Linked DNA regions of Homo sapiens: region 1 is linked to region 2. Evidence: chromatin loops called from intact Hi-C (ENCODE). Cell type or tissue: CD4-positive, alpha-beta T cell. All regions are shown on one strand. Each heading gives the region's core, and the rest is flanking DNA. Links, peaks and the distances in the headings are about the cores only. Region 1 overlaps MIR4713HG (MIR4713 host gene). Region 2 overlaps TMOD2 (tropomodulin 2).

Evidence for each region. Hi-C counts contacts between places; a loop is a spot of excess contacts. Peaks named below come from ENCODE experiments on the same cell type or tissue, not always from the same donor. Only the 100,000 strongest peaks of a DNase experiment are listed, where the experiment ranks them.
Region 1: it touches region 2 in a loop (19-fold over the local background); 3 of 110 quality-filtered maps call a loop at or near these places.

The regions. Positions count from the first base shown.
Region 1 is chr15:51,160,773-51,165,169 of GRCh38, forward strand. The region is part of intron 1 of MIR4713HG (MIR4713 host gene); the gene reads left to right. Among named protein-coding and RNA genes, the nearest start is that of TNFAIP8L3, 68 kb to the left of the region's middle. In CD4-positive, alpha-beta T cell, for the core only: a CTCF peak has its summit at 2,271 (motif pointing right); a DNase peak (open chromatin) is centred at 2,259; H3K27me3 peaks cover 977 bases.
Region 2 is chr15:51,774,324-51,778,720 of GRCh38, forward strand. It overlaps TMOD2 (tropomodulin 2), which reads left to right. Exons shown (of 10, transcript NM_014548.4): 5 at 2,609-2,695. Among named protein-coding and RNA genes, the nearest start is that of TMOD2, 25 kb to the left of the region's middle. In CD4-positive, alpha-beta T cell, for the core only: CTCF peaks have their summits at 2,059 (motif pointing left), 2,881 (motif pointing left) and 3,085; DNase peaks (open chromatin) are centred at 2,038 and 2,858.

The sequences.
Region 1 (4,397 bases), core at 321-4,320, 610 kb before region 2:
TACCATCTCCTTTATTCCGAGGGGCTATTTATAGAAATTCTTGCTCTTAAGTATATTGGCAATATCTCCTCACAGGAGGGCCTTCATCTCGGCTCACCCCCGGGGGAGCTCTCAATTCCCTTAGTTGTCTTGCTTGTGAAAAAGCAATTTTAATTTCCCAAACAAATTTCCCAAACCTCTAGGGGAAAAGAAATCTATTTCCTAGTAGATTTTAACTGAGCGAGGGCTAAACTGGGGGAAGCAGAATTGTTTTTCAGTTTCCTCTGAGTGAGGTCTCTGGGTCTATGTCCATCCTGTAGGATCTTGTTTGAATGGGAACCAGGCTTCTTAAGCTATCTGTTGTGAATCATTCCCTGAAAAGCAGACTCTGAGACAGATTTGTGTGTGGAAGTTTGACTGGAGTATGCCCTTGGGATCAACATTGGGAAGACAGAGTTGGGCCGTGATGCAAATGTGACAAAGGTTTCAGCCAATCCCACTGGGGGTCTGGATCTAGGATGGTCCCTCAGAGTTTTGCTGTACGAAAACCAGGGGTCCAGGCCTTGCCCCCTGCATCTACCCATCTATTAGATGTGGATTGTCTATGGGAAGGGGTTATCTATTGGAAGGGGACATATCTTTCGGTGAGGCAGCTCTCTGTAACTGAGAGCAAGTTGAAAGTGAGCAAGATGAAAACTCATCTAAGCCATCATCTGCCAATGCCACAGCTGGGAAATCAATGCCTCAGTCCCACAACTCACACTGTTCGGTCCACACAGTGACTTGTAGATATGAGCCTTGCTTCCAGAGTCGGAGATGATGACAATGGCTGGGCCCAGACAACCCCAGCCAGATCAGTGCAGCGGCAGGGGAAATGAGACTCAAAGTGACTGCATGGGATTGTATTCATTTGAAACCTCATTATTAGTTCTTGTTGCCTCAGGGAACCTCAGGAATGTTAAACCCACATGGTGGGGATGAACATATGGCCATCACATCCAGTGTTGTGGTTGGAATCTGGGTCATTATTGCCCTAGCTGTGCACCTCCTTTCCTGGGTGTGCAGAAGGACCAATGTCCCTGACCCCTAACTCTTCCATAACTCTGTGCTTTTTCATTTGCCATTCCCTCTGCCCAGAATGCTCTCTGCTTCACATTTCCTTCCCCCTCCTCTTGCTGATAAACTTCTATCCATCTTTCAGCATCCAGTATGAATGTCACCTTCTCTTGGGAACCTCCCCTGGCCAGCCTCTCCCTGCTGCCCAGCAGAATTGGTCTCACCCTCTCTGGCTCCCCAGACACTCATTAGCCCAGCCTTAGGCAGCTGTCTCCACACCCTGGGTCTGCTGGTCTGTCTTCCTCATGCTGAGCAATTTAAGGTCAGGAACTGAATCCCACCCCTGTTTGTATCTCTGAGCACAGGATAATGCAGACTCCTTGGATGAGCTGCATGGATGCAGGAGGGAACTTTGAAGGATTTTGAGTCAAGGAATAAAGGAGAGAAGTCAGGTTGAGGAGGCATGGTGGATTGAACTGGAAAGAGATCATGCTGCTCAAGCCCAGCAACGAAACTATTTCTTCTTCTCCACCTGGGCTGCCTATTTAAAGCCATCTGTAAAGATGTCCTCTCCTGATTCCACTGGCCATACTGGCCTCTTCTCTCTACAATGCTGCAGCTGCAAATAACAGCAGTCGGTGTCCAGTCAAAACGTGTCGAATAAATGAACGAATCCAGAATTCAGGCCATAAAGGTCAGGGCGTGGCTCCAGGAGGAAAAGGGGTGAAAAATATTTTTTTGGCTTTCTAGACAGGCCTAGATGACAGGCCTTAGTAGCTGGAGAAGTAGCATGGTGGCATGTCATAGGTGAAGGCAGGGTTGGAAAGCCAGAAGAAAGAACCAGTTTCAGGTTGGGACCTAGAATATGGTCAGCTCAAATGGTCCATATACTGGATTGAATGTTGAAGTCAACAAAGCAGGACTGTGGTTAAGGGGAATATATGAAAATAATGTTGGAGAACAGACAGGGATCAGGACACATGGACCAGCTGAGACCACACCTGGTCTTAATCTGTGATGCTTCACTCTAGGTACAAATGCTAAAAGCAATGTTTGAAGATCTTTTAAATGAGATGTGCTTCTAATCAGAAATGACACGCAATTGTGGGTTGGCCTGCTAAGACTGCTTTGGCCCCTCAGTGGCTGTCACATGTCTGTCCTTGGTGCAATGTGACTGGGGGCTCCAAGTGCCTATGGGGAGCCTTCTCCGCTGGCTCCCATTTAGCAATGTCCACTAGGTGGCGACAGAGACTCACTTGCCTCCCCTGCAGAGAGCCTGCTTTTTTGAGATACAAAATTAGCCTCACAATATTCCAGCTCTATAAAAATAGATTCCTCTTTGAAAAAAAAAAAATCCCATAAAACTTCATTATATAAAACAGTGGAAATCTTAGCAAAGATATCGTCAAAGAGTGGAGAAGCCATTTAGGATAAATATACAAACAAAAGATCTAATTATCTCTTTTATCTAAGCAGGCACTATGCAGCCTGATTTTCCGTTTAAGAGCTCATGACTCATTGGGTTCTGGCAGTTTCTCTTTCGGAGTTCTGTCAATCTGTCTCAGCTTCTCTCCTGTGGTTTCATGGAGTTTATTTCTGCCTTTTCCTGAGGTTTGGGACACTACACCGTTTGTCTCTTTCCTCCTACCTAGATTTCCACACAAAACAGAAGCAAAGCCTTGCTCTGCAGGTTGCTTTATCAACCATTGGAAGATGGACAGAGGTTTTTTTAAGCTGTGTGAACAGAAGCAGACAATTTTACTTTGTTATTTTCCCCTGTGCTACCCAGATAGCAGCAGCCACCCTGTAGTTGGCCACCCCCAGGGGCCACAGCCAATTATAGACGTTTCTGTCTCCCAGCTGTGGAACCTCAGGCAAGCCTTTGAACCTCCTTGATCTCAGCTTTCTCACCTGTAAACTAAGGATTAGCATAACACCTCCCTCTTGAAGTTATTTTAAGACTGGATAAGGAGAGGGCAAGGGAGACCGAAAATTGCAAATCACTTTACAAATGTTGTACATCAATAGATCTCTTTTAAAAAGGGGCCGCTCTTGAAGAAAAAGTTGATTAATTTTTAAAAGCATGCTAGCTTTGGAGGGTTCTTGTGGCAAATGCGACATTTGAGGAGGATCCATCTTTGCTTACTGAGTGTGGAGGGGCATGCTCTAGCCCCTCCTATGGAGTCAGGAAGCACCCCCAGTGGCCATTCTGTGAAGAAGCCAACGCGGTGCCCTGAGTGCCTTGTGCCCAGGATTATGTGCCCAACAGCTGCTTCACTGGGAGGAGGCCATTATGAAATCAGTGGTTTCCTGAAGCTGGTCGTGTCCATAATTAAAGAATGTTAAAACTCCGTAGTTGATTTTCCACTTCTGTCTCTGGCGGAAAGCAGGCTATTAATTGTCCCGTTAAACCGGGGTGGTGATGGTCAGCCTAGAGTCCAGAGCTGGCTGAGGCTGGAGTCTACATGGCTTGTGCTGGGCACTACCTTAGCATGGAGAGCACTTTTCACTGCTGTGGGCTGCTGGGGTCTGCCACACAGCATGGCCGTCCAAAGTGCTGAGATTACAGGTGTGAGGCACTGTGCCTGGCCAAAAAAAGAGTTTTTTTAAGGCAGTGCAACGATTGCAAAGGCCACACCCCAAGTGGATGTATGGTTATAACTTTTGACAAGTACTGCAAAATCTTCTTCCATATCTCACCCCTCTATCTCTCTATCTCATCACTAGTATTAACTGGGGCTGATACAGTTAATACAAGTGGAAGCTGTTTTTATTTTTTCTAAGATTTACTTATTGAATAGTTATATGTACAGTCTAAAAGCCAATTTGCTGAATGTTCTATTAATATTTCATTCTATCAAGAAAAGAAAAAAGAACTGCCTGAAGTTCTTTTTGGTATGTAGCCTGAGATTCATTTTCTACCATTATGGTTGGTGATTGTTATAAGAAAGAAATTAAATTCTCTTCCTCCCATTAAGTAATATGCTTAGAGAACCTATAAACCCATTTAACTATATATAAATAGCAATCAGGCAGAAGACAAGATTGGAGAAAAGAATCCATTTGTAATAGCGATGAAACAGATAAAATACCCCCCAAATAAATTTGTCTGCTGATGGCCACGGCTCTCTGAGGAATGGTATTGAGTTTCTCAGCATCACCAGAAGTATTGTTTTCTACTTGAAATTTGAAAGTGTAGGTGCAATAGCACATTGCTACTTTTTTTTTTTTTTGAGACGAAGTTTTGCTCTTGTTGCTTAGGTTGGAGTGCAATGGCACAATCTCGGCTCACTGCAATCTCCGCCTGCTGAGTTAAAGCGATTCTCCTGCCTCAGCCTCCCATGTAGCTGGAATTACAGGCA
Region 2 (4,397 bases), core at 130-4,129:
GTACAAAAGAATGTGTAATGAAAAGTAAGTCTCTCGACCTGAATTACCTAGGCCCACTCCCATGTCTTGTACAGCCTTCAAGAAAGATTTTCTGCATCTACCAGTAGATTTATATATTAGATCTTCCTTCTACATACACAGGGTTATTAGATGACCACAGGATAGAGGTGCTTTAAAAACCAGTCCACAGCTTTAGCAAGAATTTTTATTCCATTGGAAGACATAGAATAATAACCTCTTTCCTCCCAGGAGAACCAGCCTTATTCTAAAATGTACCAGCCACCCCAACTGCATTTTCATTCCTTCTGTGATGATGTCAGGAAGTTCCCATGTTTGTGAACTTAATATTGACCATATTGACCACTGCAGGAGTTGAGGCGATGGCGTCACCTGGTAAAGAAGGTGTTTTGCACCCACTGGTCTTAGCCCTGGGGTTGCTGTGGAGGGATCCTGTTATGGCTACTGCTCCTCCCAGGGGTTGCCTCATGGTCTCTACCAGAATTGCCCAGAGGGAGAATGCAGGGCTGAACTTGAATTCCCAGGTAATGCCTTGAGAAAGGAAAAAGAGAAAAACACCAATTATTTGGAAGATACTAGATCCTGAAATTCATACAGTAAAACCAGAGAGAGAATCCAAATAGAAAACTGTCCTCGTTCATCCTTACTCAGCTTCCCTCCCTCGTCCTGTGTTCCCTAGGAATTCAGAAGGAAGCCTGGCTGGGGCTGTTGGCAGCATCTTTAGGGTGGGCCCTTCTGGAAGATTGAAGGCAGCCCCATGGGCAGATGAGCTGGCAGCCATTGAGTTTTAGATAAGAAAGAGTGTCGGCATATTGCCCATGTTATTGTGGCAGATAGAGAGCAGACAGAAAGTTCTTCAAGGGAGTGGTAGTTGACCTGCAAAACAGCACCTCTTACACTGGCTGGGTGTCAGTGTGGTCACCATCCAGAGTCTAGTTCCCAGCCCTAAACTGTGGGAGCTCTGGACTGGAAATTTGATCTTATCAGTATATATAGAAGCAGTCAGATTGGAGCAAAGTGGTGGGAACTGATCCATTAGCCCATTTCACAGATAACAGATAAAAATGAAAACCTGGCAATGGGAGCCAAATTATAATTAGAAGTTACTTGGTGAGCATAGGGCCAGAGCAAGAAGATATGTTTGTTGTATGGCCTCAGTGTTTATCAAATGGGACACCTTCTCCTTCTCCTGTCCCCTTCACAGAGACACAGTGACAAATTCTTTTTCCTTTTTTTTTTTTTTTTTTTTTTTTTGAGACGGAGTCTCACTCTGTCACCCAGGCTGGAGTACAGTGGCACAATCTCGGCTCACTGCAACCTCCACCTCCGGAGTTCAAGCGATTCTTCTGCCTCAGCCTCCCAAGTAGCTGGGATTACAGGTGCCCGCCACCACGCCCAGCTAATTTTTCTATTTTTTGTAGAGACGGGGCTTCGCCATGTTGGCCAGGATGGTCTCGATTTCTTGACCTCGTGATCCGCCCACCTCTGCCTCCCAAAGTGCTGAAATTACAGGCATGAGCCATCGCACCCGGCCCACAGTGGCAAATTCTTATTTATTTAACAAGAATTTGTAAAGCATTTAGAATAGTGCCTGACACATAGAAAGTCATTTAATCTTGGTAATAAAGTATAATTATTATCCCTGTTTTACAGATGAGGAAACGGAGACTCGGGCATTTAACAACTTCCCAAGTCACACAGTTTAACGTGGTCAGAGTCAGGATTCTTGACTGCTCCCAAGTCCCCCTCTTCACCGGGTCCTTGCTAGCTCTGACCATTTGCCCTTTCTTGTGCTGTGCCAGCTGCCTCCCTCCTTCAATATGTAGCTTACAGTAGAGCTGATAAGCATCTCAGAGGCACTCCTCTGCCACCTGTCAACAGATTATTATCCCTTCTGGGATCCTTCTTCAGGTGGCCAGTATCACCTGGAATTTCATTAGCAAAGGGAAATCTGCGTAGCAGTTGCAGGTTCAGTCAGCCCCGCATTCATTCTTCCCCAGTGTTGTTTCCTGCATTCTGTGCTGCCTCCTGGTGCAAGTTCTGTGTAATACAGGAAGCCGAAAATCAGTACGCTTAGCTGACCTTTTCTTTGCTGATGTTGCTTTTTTTTCCCCACCCTGGCATGCTCTAGAGACAATTATATTTGGTACTAAGAGATGAGGAGGCTGACATTGAAAGAGGCCTCTGGAAAAATATATGCAGTAATCTATATAATGTTAGATCTTAAAAACCCTTAGTCTCAGTCCCACCTTCTCATTTTACAGATGAGAAAACTGAAAGGTTTTCCTATTTAACTAGGAGGTCTAGGCAGATTTTCGGTAAATTGTGGCCATAATTAGCCACTGTTCCTCAGATCCTAAATGATTCTACATGTGGAGACGTAGAAAGACAGGAAGATTTCTGGTGGTCTTGAAAGGAGGTTTTTGTAAGTGTATTTAACGCTATACATGTACCACACACTGTGCAAGGAAAGAGGACTCAGGGACTTATCTTTATGATGTAAAGAATTGTTCTTCAAGGGACAAATTAACAATGTGGACATCCTAATGTGCTTCTCCAAACTTAATGCTCATTTGTTGACTGTTTTTAGCTGTCCTTGGAGTACACAATTTGCTCAACAATCCAAAGTTCGATGAAGAAACAGCCAACAATAAAGGTGGCAAAGGACCTGTCAGAAGTAAGTTGATGTGCAATCTGTGGTTTTGTAAAGCTTTGGAGCCTCCAGAGTTGCTGGTAGGAGAGAGGCCTGTTGAGTCTTGCAGGCTTTACACTCTGTCATTTTGCTAGGATCACTTGGGCTTTGAGCAATCAAACCAGAACAGAGCAGCTGACAATGAGAGCTCCATCTGGCGGTGAAACTAGTACAAATCAGTGTGTGTTGCCCAGAACACTTTCTTGGTAGGTCTGTTTAGTCAGAAGATGAAATTGTTGATATATGGGTCTGCATTAAATGGTATAATCCATATTCATGAAAAAAAATTGCTGATATAAGACTGCTTGGTCATCACAAAATGCAGCGTTTCATGTTCCTGAGGATGTTTTAATCAACTATAGTAGCTTAAATAAGTTCCCTTCTCTATTTGAGTGTCTTTTTGTCTCAATAATAGATGCTTGTCATTAGAATTTGAATGTCCACTTCCCTCAGAGGGCATGAAAGACACGCTGGCATGGACTTACGTGCACAGGACATTCCACACCACTATCTTCTATGTCAACGTTTCCTATAGACGTGTACAATTAATTAGACTTTTTTATTCATTCATTCATCAGTCATCCACTAAATACCTACTATGTGTCAGGAATGTTCTAGGCTTAGGTACAAAGATGAAAATGGTCCCTGCCCCACAACCAAAAAAGAGAATTTTAGACCAATATCCTTGATGAACATTGATGCAAAAATCCTCAATAAAATACTGGCAAACCGAATCCAGCAGCACATCAAAAAGCTTATCCACCATGATCAAGTGGGCTTCATCCCTTGGATGCAAGGAAACAACAGGTGCTGGAGAGGATGTGGAGAAATAGGAACACTTTTACACTGTTGGTGGGACTATAAACTAGTTCAACCATTGTGGAAGTCAGTGTGGCGATTCCTCAGGGATCTAGAACTAGAAATACCATTTGACCCAGCCATCCCATTACTGGGTATATACCCAAAGGACTATAAATCATGCTGCTATAAAGACACATGCACACGTATGTTTATTGCGGCACTATTCACAATAGCAAAGACTTGGAACCAAGCCAAATGTCCAACAATGATAGACTGGATTAAGAAAATGTGGCACATATACACCATGGAATACTATGCAGCCATAAAAAATGATGAGTTAATGTCCTTTGTAGGGACATGGATGAAACTGGAAATCATCATTCTCAGTAAACTATCTCAAGGACAAAAAACCAACACCGCATCTTCTCACTCATAGATGGGAATTGAACAATGAGAACACATGGACACAGGAAGGGGAACATCACACTCTGGGGACTGTTGTGGGGTGGGGGGAGGGGGGAGGGATAGCATTAGGCGATATACCTAATGCTAAATGACGAGTTAATGGGTGCAGCACACCAGCATGACACATGTATACATATGTAACTAACTTGCACAATGTGCACATGTACCCTAAAACTTAAAGTATAATAATAATAAAAAATTAAAAATTAAAAAAAAAAAAAGAAAGAAAGAAAATGGTCCCTGCCCAAGGGAATTTATCTGTCCAGGGTAAGGAAGGACCAATAACCAGATCATGTCAGTACAGTGTGATCCATGTGCTTTGAAAACTCATAGAAAATTACAGCTTTTTTTTTTTTTTTTTTTTTTTTTTCTTGAGACAGAGTCTTGCTCTGTCACCCAGGCTGGAGTGCAGTGGCACAAT